Regions from separate parts of the Homo sapiens genome. Here region 2 is linked to region 1. A link is an interaction called in ENCODE POLR2A ChIA-PET data of the cell type or tissue named here. Cell type or tissue: A673. All regions are shown on one strand. Each heading gives the region's core, and the rest is flanking DNA. Links, peaks and the distances in the headings are about the cores only. Region 1 has its middle 470 kb from the start of JARID2-DT. Region 2 has its middle 62 kb from the start of JARID2-DT.

Region 1 (8,412 bases), core at 66-8,065:
TTTTGTTTTCTTTTTAAAATTGACTTACCAACCGGGCGCAGTGGCTCACGCCTGTAATCCCAGCACTTTGGGAGGCCGAGGCGGGCGGATCACCTGAGGTCGGGAGTTCGAGACCTGCCTTGACCAACATGGAGAAACCCCGTCTCTACTAAAAACACAAAAATTAGCCAGGCGTGGTGGCGCATGCCTGTAATCCCAGCTACTCAAGAGGTTTAGGCAAGAGAATCGCTTGAACCCGGGAGGCGGAGGTTGCGGTGAGCCAAGATCACGCCATTGCATTCCAGCCTGGGCAACAAAAGCGAAACTCCGTTTCAAAACAAACAAACAGAAAATTGACTTACCTATTTGTCAATCTTTATTCCTTCCAAAATTTCTGTAGTTCTTGGGGAAAAAAAATCCAACTAGAATTTTGATTTGAGAGTGCATTGAGATGATAAACTAATTTGGGAAGAGCTGCAATCTTTATAACATTGAATTATTCATCCAAGGACACAATATTTATTGATATCATGTTCTATGCCTCCTATAAAAGTTTTAAAATATTTTTCCAGAGAAGTCCGATATAATCTTGATCAAAGAAATTCCTAAATATTATATAGTTTTTGTTACTATTAGGGAAGTTATTTTTTATTATATATTCTGGATAATTTTATTGTAAAAAGAGCAGTATGGCAGAGCAGGAACTGAAATTTTCATTTTGTCTAAGTTAATTATTCCTTCCCGCTAACAAGAGAAGAAGGTCTTCCTGAGCTGAGCTCTGCCAGGAGAAGAAAAGTTGACTTTTCTCCCTGCCTTTCCCCTTCCTTCAGTCAGTGATCCCCACCTAACCTTCAATGTTTAAAACCATTCCTGGCCGGGCGCGGTGACTCACGGCTGTAATCCCAGCACTTTCGGAGGCCGAGACAGGCGGATCACCTGAGGTCGTGAGTTCGAAACCAGCCTGACCAACATGGAGAAACCCCCATCTCTACTAAAAATACAAAAAATTAGCCAGGCATGGTGGTGCATGCCTGTAATCCCAGCTACTCGGGAGGCTGAGGCAGGAGAATCGCTTGAACCTGGGAGGCAGAAGTTGCAATGAGCAAGATCACGCCATTGCACTCCAGCCTGGGCAACAAGAGTGAGACTCCGTCTCAAAAACAAACACAAAAACAAAACAAAACAACAACATAAAACCATTCCTGATTGAGAACCGTTAGGTTAGAAACATAACATCAAACTGTAAAATTTACAGTGACATTCAGCTGGATTTTAAAAACCAACTCCTTCATTCATATTTCTCACTCTCACTTCGATTTCCCCCCTTTTATTCCATAGTCCTTTTTACTAAGTCTCAGTGCATGGAGTACCCTCTCCTTCCCTCTGCAAATTCCACCCCTCTTAACCAGGAAAGGAGTTCTGCACCTTGGATTCCCACTTGCTTCTTACAAATGCCTCAACTTTGGTGGGACTGAGTGGAGGTTTGAGGCATGAGCAGAGTAGGGATGAGCTCCAGTTCTGTAAATGAAAACAACATTGGGTGCCCAATTCCAATTTAATATCTTAATTTACTCTAAGAGCACTCTGGCTAACTCCCAACTGGTTTATTTGGAAATTGCAAAGAACACCTTGCCAAGTCAAGCATTAATTTCCCTTGGAAACACCACAATGTAATCTCATGTGAAGAAAGAATATCCCTAGAGTCTCTGTGACTTTGACCATCCCCCTTCATGAGCTGTGGCATGATAGTATGACGGAGCTGTTTACTCTTTCCTGGGCCTGATACAACCTGTGACAGTCATCACACTAGCTATAAGTGACTCTCTTTCTGCCATCTCCAGCTCTCATTAAGTTTTTTTCTGGTTTGTTTTGTATAGATGCCAGAGTCTTTGAATAGATAGGGTGAGTGTGAAGAAGCAAGGACAGTTTATCCTACCAGAATCCCTTTCCTGACCCTTGGATCACAATTGAAACTTGTGATTGTCTTAGTCCATTTTCTGCTGCTATAAAAATATACCACAAACTGCATAATTTACAAAGAAAATAGATTTATTTCTCAGAGTTCTTAAGACTGGTAAGTCCAAGAGCATGGTGCTGACATCTGGTAGGGATCATTCTATTGTGAAAAGCATCACATGATGAACAAGCATATGAGATGGGAGAGAGGAAATCAGGCCAAGCTCATCCTTTTCTCGGGAGCCACTCCCACAATAACTAACCCAGTCTTATGATACCTGCACCAACCCACTGATGAAGACAGAGCCCTCATGAGCGAATCACCTCTTAGAGACCTCACCTCCCAATAATGTTACATTGACAACTAAATTTCAACAAGAGTTTTGACAGGGACATTCAAACCACAGCAGTGATCCAAACCTTTCTTTCTCCGTGCCAGTCCAAGATCAACCTAAAAAAAGACTACCTGTCCTGTAGATACATTTCGTTGGGTTTAGAGAGCTGGTGGTGGGAGTACAAACCACTGCACAGTCCGAGTTATCAAAATGAGGTTTAGTTGTAGGGGAAGTGGATTGTTGACAGTCTTATCAAATTCCCAGGCATTTGCCTGTAAAATGAGATCACTCTAAACCTGGAGAACATTTCACTTGCAGAAGACATTACTCCCCCATTCATTTGTAACTATTTTGTGTCCTGTGCCTTCTATTGGAACTTTTCTCCCTGCCTTTCCCCTTCCTTCAATCAGTGATTCCCACCTAACCTGCAATATTCAAAACCATTCCTGATTGAGAACCACTGTTAGAAACACAACATCAAACTGTAAAATTTACAGTGACATTCAGCTGGATTTTAAAAACCAACTCCTTCAGGGCCCTTTCTATGTCCCTGTTTTCACAACAGAATTTATCACTTTCTTCCCTAAATCTCTGTGTGGTGTTCCTGGGCAAACACATCCATCATACCCAATTAGGCAAAAACAGACAAGAAAATCCAATTCTCTCCTCTTTCCTTCCTCCTTTATACTGAACTGCGACTAAAAGCAGCACTCACTATTAGTGATACTAATTTGGTACTTAATTATCCTCAGGCTTCTGTCTTCCCCTAAATCTGTTCACCCTTTACCTCTGCACTTTGTCACCAATAACTGACTAGAAGCTCCATATGAAAGACCCGTACCTGGGCCAGGCGCAGCGGCTCACGCCTGTAATCCCAGCACTTTGGGAGGCCGAGGCAGGTGGATCACCTGAGGTCGGGAGTTCGAGACCAGCCTGACCAACATGGAGAAACCCCATCTCTACTAAAAATACAAAATTAGCCGGGCATGGCGGTGCATGCCTGTAATCCCAGCTACTCAGAAGGCTGAGGCAGGGGAATCACTTGAACCTGGAGGCGGAGGTTGCGGTGAGCCGAGATCGTGCCACTGCACTCCAGCCTGGGCAACAAGGGCAAAATTCCGTCTAAAAAAAAAAAAAAAAAAGAAAAAAAGAAAGACTCATACCTGCTCGATTCCTCCTGGTCTCTCCCGACACAGTGGTACAGACTTAATAGCTCTCAGTACCTATTGGGGTGAACTAACTAGCTGACTCCACTTCTGACACTTCCATACAGATCTGGGGAGTGACGGCAAACCTCCACTTCAAACCTGGTTTCTTGAGCAAGCCATTTTATTTATGGACAGGACACCAGGGGCACAGTGAGTGTTTACATGTGTATTTTAAGTCAGCATGACTGTGCGATTCCTGTATCTCCTGGGTGTTGCCTTTTCTCTTTAAAGACGGCATTCCTGCTTCACATTTTACTGTCACGTAAGACATACTCTAGCCTCTATAATGGGTGCCGAGAAGTGGATATTGTAGCCCCAAGGGTTTTTAAGCCCCCTGATGAACACATCATTACGCATTCACAACGGTAAAGTGCATTGTTAGGTTTTCAGCAGCCTGCAAGAGAGACCCTGCTGAGCAGGATGGAGAAAGTTGCGGCAATTAATTGGTAGAGTTGAATTGTTAACATTCTCTCAGTGTTCCCAGCACAGGGCTCTTGACTGGCTTGCTGGAGAAAATAACTGGGGGTGGGAGAGAATGAAGGGTGGAGTAGAGGAGAAACAAACTCTCATTAAAACCCCAATCAAGCCATTTTAGCACTTTTTTTTTTTCCACAAGGCATTTCCTTTGAATCTAGAATGCTATACTTGTTGAACGCTATTATCATAACAAATCGCTGCTCTTTCCTAAAACTTGAAATTATTTGCTTTCCTTGGGAGATTTTTGTGTAGGGTGTGTATTGGGAAGCTCATATGCTGGATTCCCAAGAGGATATATGTTTGCACTACAGTCTCTGACAATATGCAATTCTGTACAGGTACACACATATGTAGGTATATTGTGATACCAAGACAAGTGTGCTATAACAGAACAGGGACTCCTATCATAACATGTTCCAAGTTGTGTCCATTTCTTTCTCCTCTTTGGAGTATTGGGCTGAAAGAGAAATGGGTATTTCTCAAAAATGATCTGGCGAGTGCCCAGAAAACCTTTTCGCATATAAAGGTTGCTGTCATAGTGGACGCTGGTGACAGTGCGTGCACAGGTCTTCTTTCCAGAGCTCCCTTCCACTCCTGCCTTGGTCACAGGGAGCTCCCGGTAGCCATGCCTGTTCAACACGGCCCCATACTCCGAGCCATGTTGACTGGGACCAGAGTGAGCACCAGACGCGTGCCAGACCAGTGAGAATCTCAAATTCCAGACCCCAGGACTTTGGAATAGCAAGAGGTAGACACTAAGGTGTGTGTTTTCTATCAGATAGACTGAGGGGCAGATAAAGTCATCCAGCTAAGAGAAGAAAGGAGAATAATACAAAAACAGATAGAAAAGGGAGATGGAGAGAGAGTGCTGCCTACGTGCCCAATGGAGCATCCTGTCTCTAGGGCTGACCTGTCCAGCTGACGTCCGCATTCATGGATTAAGGACCTTTCCGCTGATGTTCAGGAATGAAAAAGAAAAGCCAGGAAAGAAAATCCCCACTGAGAATCCTAAGAAGTAAATCTTCATCTTGAAGAGAAACATTCCTATGCCTCCTACATTATTTCTACCTCCTCCAGCAGCAAATTTCTAGCAACAAAACGTATCATCAAACACATCTTATTCAGGGACAAGTGTCAGTGTGTTGTTGTCATGATTAAATTTGACTCATAGGTACTCAAAGATTTCATGTGCTATATATTTATCTACTTCTGTTATTGAGAAACTTGGAGGAAAAGACTAACTCTGTGTACAAACTCAATGCATCCCTAAATATCGATATTTTGTAGAGGTGGGGTAATTTTTACGGCATTGAAAGAACTGCCTACCCCCAAACATCCCCTACCCTTCCTAGTCAATGTGTTGCTATTTATAAATTCCATTGTTATAGTCATTCTTCTATATTAATGAGTCCTGTCCTCTGTTTTCAAAAATTTTCTTTTAAGACGTAAATATCATGTAGAAGATTTTACACACTAAACCCGTAACACAATAGCATGAATTCACTCATCAGATTAGTTAGTTGGTATTTTAAAAGCCTGAGGATCAAGGTTAACAGATGGTAATCTTTAATGGGCAAGAAAACAGATTTCTCTCACGTTGGAGAGAATTACTGGGTCTCTGTGTATGTGTGAGGGTCTATTGGTGCCGCATAGTGAACACGACCCTATTCCTCCCTCAAGAAGCTCAAAGTTAAGTGGAACTGGGGCAGCCAGATGTATAATAACTGCAATACCTTGCAGTATCTGCACTAATTGAGCTGTGTACTTGATACAGTAGTAGCATGTGGATGGCACAAGGGGAAGGGTATGGAGTTTCATAGATGAGATGCAGCTTAAGCTGGGCCTTGAGCATGGGGAAAAGTCCATGAAGTGGATGTTCCTTCCAGGCAGAGACACCAGCCTGGGCACACAGGTGGCACGCTAAGGGGAACTGCAATATAGGATTTGATGTGGCTTTCCATCAAACAGAAGGAAGGAGGGCCTGGAAGGATTGAATTAAATTGTTATTGGGACTGGATCATAAAGGCCTTGCTATGGTTTGAATGTTTGTCTTCTCTGAAACTCATATTGAAACTTAATCCTCAATGTAACAGTATTAAGAGGCGGGGACTTTAAGAGATGATTGGATCATGAGACCTCCCAATCTTGGACTTCCCAGACTCTAGGACTGTAAGAAATAAACCTCTTTGCTTTAGAAATTACACAGTCTCAAGCATTCTGTGATAGCAACAGAAAATGAACTAAGACATGCTCTTGACACATATCAAGATATTATATTTTTTAAAAAATACAATCCTTGGAAGCTTTGCTAACTCTAACAGGCTACCTGCTGGCCAAGATCAAATACACAGAGCCAATAGGAACTACCAAGGAGGTTGCTTCTGAATTCTCACAAACAGTGTAAGCAGAGGCCTGCCCAAGGGAAAACCAATATGGCTCTTTCTCTCAGCCTTTCTGAGACCTGGCCCCTGAGCCCCAGGGTGACAAATGCTTTCTCAAGAGTATTCCTTTCTTTTATTTTGTTTTGATGATTTACAGGGCTTATCAAAAATGTGCATGACTTCCTATTTACAACACTTGTAACCCTATCTCCAAAACAGACTGACATTTAGATAGTTTTAAGATTAATACTTAAAGATTTCTCTGCATTTAAACTCTACTGATTAACTCATTCAGGCATGCTAAGGTCCACCTGTGTGCAATGCTATCTATGCCTATGTCTCGAAACATAGCAAAATTTATGTTAGTTAAGGTAAAAAGCTCCCTGGTTTTGCTCATAATCAAAGGATCATTTAGGGCCATTCCAAATCAATCTCTGTCATGCATTTTTAAAAAAGAAAAAAAATCAAAGGATTTTTTTTTAAAGCAAGGGACACCATAAACAAAGCGAACAAACAACATATTGGAAGAAGATATCTGCAATGTGAAAACTGACAAGGGACTACGATCTAGAATACATACAAGGAACTCCTGCCAGCCTACAAGATTGGGGCAGCCATTCTGGAAAGAATCTGGCAGCACTCAGCCAACATAAGGATGGACGTATGCTATGACCCAGCAATCCTGTCCCTGAGACACAGGGCATCCCTGTATGCCGCTAATTCCTAGGGATTCTCCCATAAGTCAAGGGGAACATGTATAAGGATGTTCATGGCAGCACTTGTGTAATGGGGAGTTGGAGGCAGTCCAGGGCCTCATCACTGCAGAAGCAGATGAGACAGCAGAGGAGCACAGGCTGGAGTACTATACAGCAGCGAGAAGACACCACCTCCTCCCCACACGTAGCAACACACATCACGACAACATGCCGGGCAGAAAAAGTGAGAAGCAGAAGGAGGTTGTTTGTGTACCATATTCGTAAATGCAAAACACGTTTACAATACATCTTACAAGAATACAGGCAAATAAAATACTACAAACAAACGTGTTAAACTGGTTACCTACAAAGAGGACAAAAATAGAGGTGGGGATGAGAATAAAAGCAAAGCCTGAAAACAAAGGAGGGCCTTGAAGAAATCAAAGGTTAGAGTGTGCTGTGGCCTGGACTTCTGCATCTGAGGGTTAAAAACAAACACAACAGGGACAGGGAAGCCACTAGCCATAAGGTCCTTGAGGGGAGGGTGCAATGAGCTCCTCTCTAAATCCCTAACAGGACCCAGTACTCTGTCCCATCTTTAGGCAACGCCTACTTTTTGAACAATGGATATTTGATTGGTCAATATTTAACAAATGCATGAATAAGAGGAACAATTAATCTAACAGAGGGTGGCCAGGACACATGGAGTCATTCTCCATAAACAAATCATCACAGATGCCCTCTTGGGTGCCAGGCACCGTGATAGATCCTGGGAGTGAAATGAGGGATGAGAGACAGTCTCTTTCCTCTTGGATGTAGGCTGAGGAAGTGCAATGGCTGAGTCAAGTGGCAATTATGACACACACTGTTGACGGCAGTGACACAGATAAGAACAGGGCGCCCAGAGACCCTGACGTGGGGCTCCTAACCTGACTGTTCAGGAAGAGCATCCCAGAAGAAACTGATGCCCAAAAGATAAGAAGTTACACAAGTAAGGAGGAGGGAGGGAATGGAGCATAAGAGGCAAGAAAAACTGCATGTGCAGTGGAGCCTGGGTCTGAATGTCGCTGTCGTAGCTCTGACACCTGCTGCAGGCGGGCCCATCTTCCCAGCCTTCGATACAACATAGCGGTTACTTTAACAGGTGGAGCCATACCACATTCTTAGTGTTCTCAAGCCGACTTTATCAAACAAAAACTGCTCCCTGGGTAAGGGAAAAAGAAACAAAAAGAGCTCTTTTTCAGAGCAAGCAAATGTGCACATCCAAGTAGATAGATGGTGCCTAGAGCAGTGTAACAGAAGTCAAGTACTTACCATTGTCCTGCAAAATCATTTCAATGCAACTTGAGAGCAATATAGCAATCTGAAAGGAAAGGCTTTT
Region 2 (8,412 bases), core at 230-8,229, 410 kb after region 1:
AGCCAAGATTGTGCCACTGCACTCCAGACTGGGCCACAGAGCAAGACTCGGTCTCAAAAAAAAAAAAAAAAAAAAAAAAAATCTGTGTTCCTACTTTCAGTTCTTTTGGGTATATACTATGATAAGTCTTGAAGAATGAGAAGGAATTAAGTCAAAAGGGAAAGATAAGCAGTCCAAGAAGAGTGAGTAACTTGTGTAAAGGCACAGGGAGCTATAGTTCAGTTGGCTGTAGAACAGAGAGAGAGGATACGTGCTGAGACAGGAAACTGCAGAGAGAGGCAGGCGCTAGACCTTGAGGGACCTTGTGTGAGAATGGACAGTGAGGGCTAAAAGCAGCCTCAGGTCAAATCCCTGTTTACACTGCTAATGTTGTTTTCTTTTTAACTTCTAAAAAATATTTTAGGCTGGGCACGCCTATAATCCCATCACTTAGGAAGGCCGAGGTGGGTGGATCACCTAAGGTCAGGAGTTTGAGACCAGCCTGACCAATATAGTGAAAGCCCATTTCTACTAAAAATACAAAAATTATCCGGGCATGGTGGCGTGCGCCTGTAGTCCCAGCTACTTGGGAGGCTGAGACAGGATAATTGCTTGAACTCAGGAGGTGGAGGTTGCAGTGAGCTGAGATTGTGCCACTGCCCTCCAGCCTGGGCAATAGAGCAAAATTCCATCTCAAAAAAAAAAAAAAGTATATATATATACACACACACACACACATAAATACACACACGCACACACACGCACATATTTAATCTTTATTCTTTTGTAAAATGTAGAGATTGAATCTCACTATGTTGCTGCCCAGGCTGGTCTCAAACTCATGGCCTCAAGGGATCCTCCTGCCTCAGCCTCCCAAAGTGCTGGGATTACAGGTGTGAAGCAGCACACCTGGCCTTCACTGCTTTTTTTTTTTTTTTTTTTTTTTAAGACAAAGTCTCACTTTCTCATGCAGGCTGGAGGGCAGTGGCACCATTTGGGCTCACTGCAGCCTCGACAACCTGGGCTCAAGTGATCCTCCTACCTCAACCTCCTAAGTAGCTGGGACTACAGGGGCCTGCCACCACACCTGGCTGCTTTCTGTATTTTTTGTAGTGACAGGTCCTCGCCATGTTGCCCAGGCTGGTCTCGAACTCATGAGCTCAAGCCATTCACTTGCCTCAGCTTCCCAAAGTGTTAAGATTACAAGCATGAACCACTGTGCCTGGCCTCACTGCTATTCTTAAAGTGACCACTGTAATGTACCTTTAAGCAACTACTCAAAAACAATGTTTTTCCAGCAAAAAGGTTGGGACCTAATGCAAATGATCACTAGAACATGAACACACATCGTTGTGACCCGAGTCTTATGTTTCCCTCACAATAGTCCCCCTCGCTCTACAGAAGTTCAATTAATAGTAGTGGAATGCTAAATTGACTAATTACTTATGGTCAATGGATCTGTGCTATTTCACAAAATCTTTTGCTCAATATAGTATTCTCTAATGCATTGCTTTTATTTGACTGAATTCTTTTCAGAATCAACTAAGCCAGAGCACAAATCCGATTATGAGATTGTACATTTAACTCTCCAGCTGACTTTCTCTGTAAGGCAGGATGAATCCCTTCAGTCATGTTGAAAATGGTGCCAAGTGGCCGGGAGCGGTGGCTCACGCCTGTAATCCCAGCACTTTAGGAGGCCAAGGCGGGCAGATCACGAGGTCAGGAGATCGAGACCATCCTGGCTAACATGGTGAAACCCCGTTTCTACTAAAAATACAAAAAAATTAGCCAGGCTTGGTGGCGGGCACCTGTAGTCCCAGCTACTCAGGAGGCTGAGGCAGGAGAATGGCGTGAACCTGGGAGGCAGAGGTTGCAGTGAGCCGAGATCACACCATTGCACTCCAGCGTGGGCGACAGAGCAAGACTCCGTCTCAAAAAAGAGAGAGAAAATGGTGCCAAGTAAACTCTTGGACCCACACAGATATGAATTGATTTTATGACAGTGCAACCAAGGCTCCCATAATCTATTTATTTCTATAATTAGTATTTTTTTTTTTTTTGAGATGGAGTCTCGATCTGTCGCCCATGCTGGAATGCAGTGGCGCGATCTCAGCTCACTGCAGCCTCTGCCTCCCAGGTTCAAGCAATTCTCCTGCCTCAGCTTCCTGTGTAGCTGCGACTACAGGTGCCGGCCACCATGCACAGCTAAATTTTTTTGTATTTTTAGTAGATATGGGGTTTCACCATGTTGGTCAGGCTGGTCTCAAACTCCCGACCTTAGGTGATCCACCCGCCTCAGCCTCCCAAAGTTTTGGGATTACAGGCGTGAGCCACCGCGCTCAGTTTATAATTAGTCTTAATCCCATGTGAACCCAGTTGCATTGTAGAGAAATAGATGGCAAGCTCTGAGTGTGTGTGTGTCTGTGTGTATGTGTGTGTAGCACAGTTTAATACTGGTAGTATTTGGGTATTTCTCACAATGTTAAGGAACGCTGTAGCATCACAAATGGACAAGCACTTCTCACAAGAGGATCCATGAATAATGTCCATGTGTTCTTCAGGTAGTTTCACTTTTCTGGAATTTATGTTTATGCTTTTGCTTATCAAGTGAAATAATAGTAAAAGTTAAGAACCACTGTGTTAGGCCAGGCGCAGTGGCTCACGCCTGTAATCCCAACACTTTGGGAGGCTGAGGCAGTTGGATCACCTGAGGTTGGGAGTTCGAGACCAGCCTAGTCAACATGGTGAAACCCCCGACTGTACCAAAAATACAAAAATTAGCTGGGGATGGGGGCGGCCGCCTGTAATCCCAGCTACTCAGGGGGCTGAGGCAGGAGAATCGCTTGAACCCGGGAGGGAGAGGTTGCAGTGAGCCGAAATTGTGCCACTGCACTCCAGCCTGGGTGACAGAGTGAGACCCCGTCTCAAAAACAAAAAAAAAAGAACCACTGTGTTGATTTTTCAACAAAAGTCACTTGTCAGATGGAGGTTTGCTTTGTCTGTACGTGTGTGTGGTGGTGGGAAGGTGGGGATGCGTGGGGTCACTTCAGTTGGTGATGAGTAAGATGGTTCACAGATCCAAAATGCCATAAAACCAGAGCTCTGGGCTGGATCTCTTCAAACATTGCTCCCAAAGTAGCCAGAGTCTAAAGTGACCTCAGATATCAGGTAGCAATACAAAAAGTCAGCAATATGAACTGGGACCAAGGCAGGAGGGACGTCCCCAGACACTTTGATCAAGGCCCAGTGGTCGTGGCAAAAGACAGCCTGGTCCTCCTGCTTTAGGGACCAATCACTGCACACATGAAGTTTGATCTTCATCTCTCAGGATCATGAAGTTTTTTTTTTTTTTTTTTCAAATGAGTTGGTTTGATTCCAGGTGATACAGAAATTAGAGTAGAACAAAAACCAGAGCAGCTGAGCAAATTCACAGCTAAGGTAGGAATGGCTGAGTGAAAAATCTGAAGAGATCATGAGCCACTATAATATATATATATATATTTTTAACAAAAGTTTATTTTTAAATGGACCACACGGGCCAGATGTGGTGGCTTATACCTGTAATCCCAGCACTTTGGGAGGCTGAAGCAGGTGGATCATTTGAGCTCAGGAGTTCAAGACCAGCCTGGGCGACATGGTGAGACCTCGTCTCTACTAAAAATACAAAAAAATTAGCCAGGCCTCATGGCACACACCTGTAGTCCCAGCTACTTGGGAAGCTGAGGTAGGAGAATCACTTGAACCCGGGAAACGGAGGTTTCAGTGAGCCAAAACAGAGGGAGATTTGTCTCAAAAAAAAAAAAAAAAAAGGACCACAGGCTGCAAGATAACACTTTATTCTAGATGTAGGTGGCAAAGGATGTTATACTAGGGAATCCAGATATTTAATTTTATTTAATATTTTTTCTTTTAATTTTTTTTTGGTTTTTTTTTTTTTTTTTTGAGATGGAGTCTTGCTCTGTCTCCCAGGCTGGAGTGCAGCCTTGGCCTCCCAAAGTGCTGTCATTACAGGTGTGAGCCACTAAGCCCAGACTTTATTTTTTTAATTCTATTTTGAGACAAGGTCTGGCTCTATCACCCAGGCTAAAGCGCAGTGGAGTGATCTTGGCTCACTGCAACCTCTGCCCCCTGGGCTCAAGCAATCCTTTCACCTCAGCTTCCTGAGTAGCTGGGACTACAGGTGCACACAACCACGCCCAAATAATTTTTGTATTTTTTGTAAAGACAAAGTTTTGCCATTTTGCCCAGGCTGGTCTCGAACTCCTGGCCTCAAGCAACCTGTCCACCTCAGCCTCCCAAAGTGCTGGGATTAGAGGCGTGAGCCACTGTGACCAGCCTCCTTCTTCTTCTTTTTTTTTTTTTTTTTTTTTGAGATGGAGTCTCCCTTTGTCTCCCAGGCTGGAGTGCAGCAGCGAGATCTCAGCTCACCGCAACGTCCGCCTCCCGGGTTCAAGTGTTTCTCCTGCCTCAGCCTCCCAGGCACCCACCATCATACCCAGCTAATTTTTGTATTTTTAGTAGAGACAGGGTTTCACCCTGTTGGCCAGGCTGGTCTGGAACTCCTGACCTCAAGTGATCCGCCCACCTCAGCCTCCCACAGTGCTGGGATTACAGGCATGAGCCAGGGTGCCAGGCCGCTCCTTGTGTCTTAAAATCAACTCTGAGGTGTATGGGTGATAAGAAGAATTCATATTTATCATACTCTCTTTTATTCAATTTAAATGTGTTGCTAAGTATTATATACTGTATTTGCTTAGGATTTAAGTTCAATTGTATATAACAGAACTTCATCTCCCCCCTGCCCTGCCAAAAAAAAAAAAAAAAAGGCATACATGAGACAGTAGCTTATTTCAGCCTCAGATATAAGCATGACTGTTGGCACTTGGGGTGGTGGAGTGGCCCCAGTTGCCATTCTGCCACCCACAGGTGTTGGCCTGCCACATGAGTGAAGATGGCTCAACACTGAGGCCCTGTTCCAAGTCACAGGGGAGAGGGAGGTTGGTGAAAGAGGAATACCACCTCTCTTTAAGGGTGCATTCCAGAAGTGGCACTTCCAATGGCCACAATTAATCACATGGCCATAAGCAACTGCAAAGATTGCTGGAAATGTAGCCATTATGAGTGACAACGGGGTTCTCTGACAAGGAAGAAGGGCAGAGAAGTCATTAGCGGACTAGCAATCTCTGCAAATATGTTTTATCTTTTTCTAAAAAAGGAAAAAAACGAAAAAGAAAATGTAGTTCTAAAAGAGAACCCCCCCCCCACTCCACATTTTACCTGGTGGTGGATTCCCCCTCCTCCCCGTTTCAACCTAAAAGTCATTTCCTCAGAGAACCTGCCTTGGGTTTTCCCCTTTCTTCCTTTCACCATCTCTGGCCCCCTTTGAGATGAGATCTCTGTTATTCTCTGTCAACAGCATTTCTCTTCAGAGCACTTACCATCAGTGACATGAATGACTCACTATTATGACTACATGTATGATGTCTGGCTCCTGAACTGCACTCAGAGCTTTGTAAGGACAGGTATTGAACCTGCCCAATTCACAGGTGCCCCTTGGCAAAGTCTCTAGCCAAATCTCTCTGCTGGGCACGGTAGCTCACACCTGTAATCCCAGAACTTTGGGAGGCTGAGGCAGGTGTATCACCTGAGGCCAGGAGTTCAAGACCAGCCTGGCCAGTATGGTGAAACCACATCTCTACTAAAAATACAAAAATTAGCCAGGTGTGGTGGCATGCGCCTGTAATCCCAGCTACTTTGGAGGCTGAGGCAGGAAAATCACTTGAACCTGGGAGGCAGAGATTGCAGTGAGCTAAGACCACGCCATTGCATCCCAGCCTGGGCAACAAGAACAAAACTCCATCAAGGAAGGAAGGAAGGAAGGAAGGAAGGAAGGAAGGAAGGAAGGAAGGAGGGAGGGAGGGAGGGAGGGAGGGAGGGAGGGAGGGAGGGAGGGAGGAAAGGAAGGAAGGAAGGAAGGAAGGAGCCAGACGAGGTGGCTCATGCCTGTAATCCCAGCTCTTTGGGAGGCCGAGGCGGGGAGGCAGAGGTTGCAGTGTGCTGAGACCACCCCATTGCACCCCAGCATGGGCAACAAGAACAAAACTCCATCAAGAAAGGAAGGAAGGAAGGAAGGAAGGAAGGAAGGAAGGAAGGAAGGAAGGAAGGAGTGAGCCGGACGCGGTGGCTCATGCCTGTAATCCCAGCTCTTTGGGAAGCTGAGGTGGGCGGATCATGAGGTCCAGAGATCGAAACCATCCTGGCTAACATGGTGAAACCCTGTCTCTACTAAAAATACAAAAAATTAGCTGGGCATGGTGGCGGTCGCCATAGTCCCAGCTACTCAGGAGGCTGAGGCAGGAGAATGGCGTGAACCCGGGAGGCAGAGCTTGCAGTGAGCCGAGATATCACCACTGCATTCCAGCCTGGGCGACAGAGTGAGACTCCATCTCAAAAAAAAAAAAAAAAAAAAAGGAAGGAAGGAAAAAGAAAGGGAAGGAAGGAAGGAAGGAAAAGAAAGAAAGAAAGAAAGACAAAGAAAGAAAGAAAGAAAAAGAGAGAAAGAAAGAGAGAGAAAGAAAGAAAAAAGTTATGGTGTTCACAAAAAGATTCTCAATTATGGACATAACCAATTTGCTTGAATTCATTTTGATTTTAAAAATAAATAGGCCAGGCATGGTGGCTCACACCTGTAATCCCAGTACTGTGGGAGGCCAAGGTGGGTGGATCACGAGGTCAGGAGTTCGAGACCAGCCTGGCTAACATGGTGAAACCCCATCTCCACTAAAAGTACAAAAAGTAGCTGGGCATGGTGGTGAGCACCTGTAATCCCAGCTACTCAGGAGGCTGAGGCAGGAGAATTACTTGAACCAGGTGGGCGGAGGTTGCAATGAGCAGAGATCATGCCACTGCACTCCAGCCTGAGCAACAGAGCAAGACTCCATCTGAAAAAAAAAAACCAAGATCATCATATGCAATGCATGTACCTTGATTGGATTCTAAATCAGGGGAAAATAGTATAAAGGATATTTTGGAGACAAATGGGGAAATTTAAATAAACTGTGCTGGCCGGGTGTGGTGGCTCACACATGTAATCCCAGCGCTTTGCAAGGCCAAGGAGGGCAGATCACGAGGTCAGGAGTTCGAGACCAGCCTGACCAACATGGTGAAACCCCATCTCTACTAAAAATACAAAAATTAGCCGGGCATGGTGGTGTGCGCCTGTAATCCCAGCTACTTGGGAGGCTAAGAATAGCTTAAACATGGGAGTCTGTCTGAAAAAAAAAAAGGATATATATATATACACATATATATGTATGTATATACACACACACACACACACACATATATAGATTGTGCTATTGTCTGAATTTTATTTTGTTTTGTTTTGTTTTTTGTTTTTTTTGAGACGCAGTCTCGCCCTATCACCCAGGCTTGAGTGCAGTGGCACGATCTAGGCTCACTGCAACCCCCGCCTCCTGGGTTCAAGGGATTCTCCTGCCTCAGCTGCTGGAGTAGCTGGCGTTACAGGCACCCGCTACCACGCGTGGCTAATTTTCTTTTTCTTTTTCTTTTTCTTTTCTTTTCTTTTTTTTTTTGAGACGGAGTCTCACTCCGTCACCAGGCTGGAATGCAGTAGCACAATCTTGGCTCACTACAACCTCCGCCTCCCAGGTTCAAGTGATTCGCCTGCCTCAGCCTCCCCAGTAGCTTGGACTGCAGGCTCATGCCACCAAGCCCAGCTAATTTTTGTATTTTTAGTAGAGACGGGGTTTCACCATGTTGGCCAGGATGTTCTTGATCTCTTAACCTTGTGATCTGCCTGCCTCGGCCTCCCAAAGTACTGGGATTACAGGCGTGAGCCACCACAACCAGCACTCTGAAAGTTTTTGCTGCCCCAAAATTCATACGTTGAAACCTAACCCTCAAGGAGATGATATTAAAAGCTAGGGTTCATTGGGAGGTGAGGTGAGTAGGTCATGAGAATAGAACCCTCATGAATGGGAGGCCTTAGGAAAGAGGCCCCAGGCAGGGCACGATGGCTCACGCCTATAATCCCAGCACTTTGGGAGGCTGAGGCAGGTGGATCACCTGAGGTTGGGAGTTCGAGATCAGCCTGGTCAACATGATGAAACCTGTCTTTACTAAAAATACAAAACTTAGCTGGGCGTGGTGATGTACGTCTGTAATCCCAACTACTCGGGAGGCTGAGGCAGAAGAATCATTTGAACCCGGGAGGGGGAGCTTGCAGTGAGCAGAGATTGTGCCACTGCACTACAGCCTGGCTGACAAGAGCGAGACTCCATATTACAAAAAAAAAAAAAAAAATGGTCAAACCCCAATTCGACTAAAACAAAAATTAGCCAGGCGTGGTGCCACACATCTGTAGTCCCAGCTAGTTGGGAGGCTGAGGAACAAGAATTGCTTGAACCCAGG

The links. ChIA-PET counts read pairs that join two places held together with the same protein. Peaks named below come from ENCODE experiments on the same cell type or tissue, not always from the same donor. Only the 100,000 strongest peaks of a DNase experiment are listed, where the experiment ranks them.
Region 2: POLR2A ChIA-PET joins it to region 1 with 5 read pairs; 2 of 35 experiments call an interaction of 5 or more read pairs at or near these places.

The regions. Positions count from the first base shown.
Region 1 is chr6:14,773,998-14,782,409 of GRCh38, forward strand. No RefSeq gene overlaps it. Among named protein-coding and RNA genes, the nearest start is that of JARID2-DT, 470 kb to the right of the region's middle. In A673, for the core only: no CTCF peak of the experiment used is centred there; a DNase peak (open chromatin) is centred at 3,854; H3K27ac peaks cover 1,257 bases.
Region 2 is chr6:15,179,224-15,187,635 of GRCh38, forward strand. No RefSeq gene overlaps it. Among named protein-coding and RNA genes, the nearest start is that of JARID2-DT, 62 kb to the right of the region's middle. In A673, for the core only: no CTCF peak of the experiment used is centred there; DNase peaks (open chromatin) are centred at 1,508 and 6,058; H3K27ac peaks cover 3,226 bases.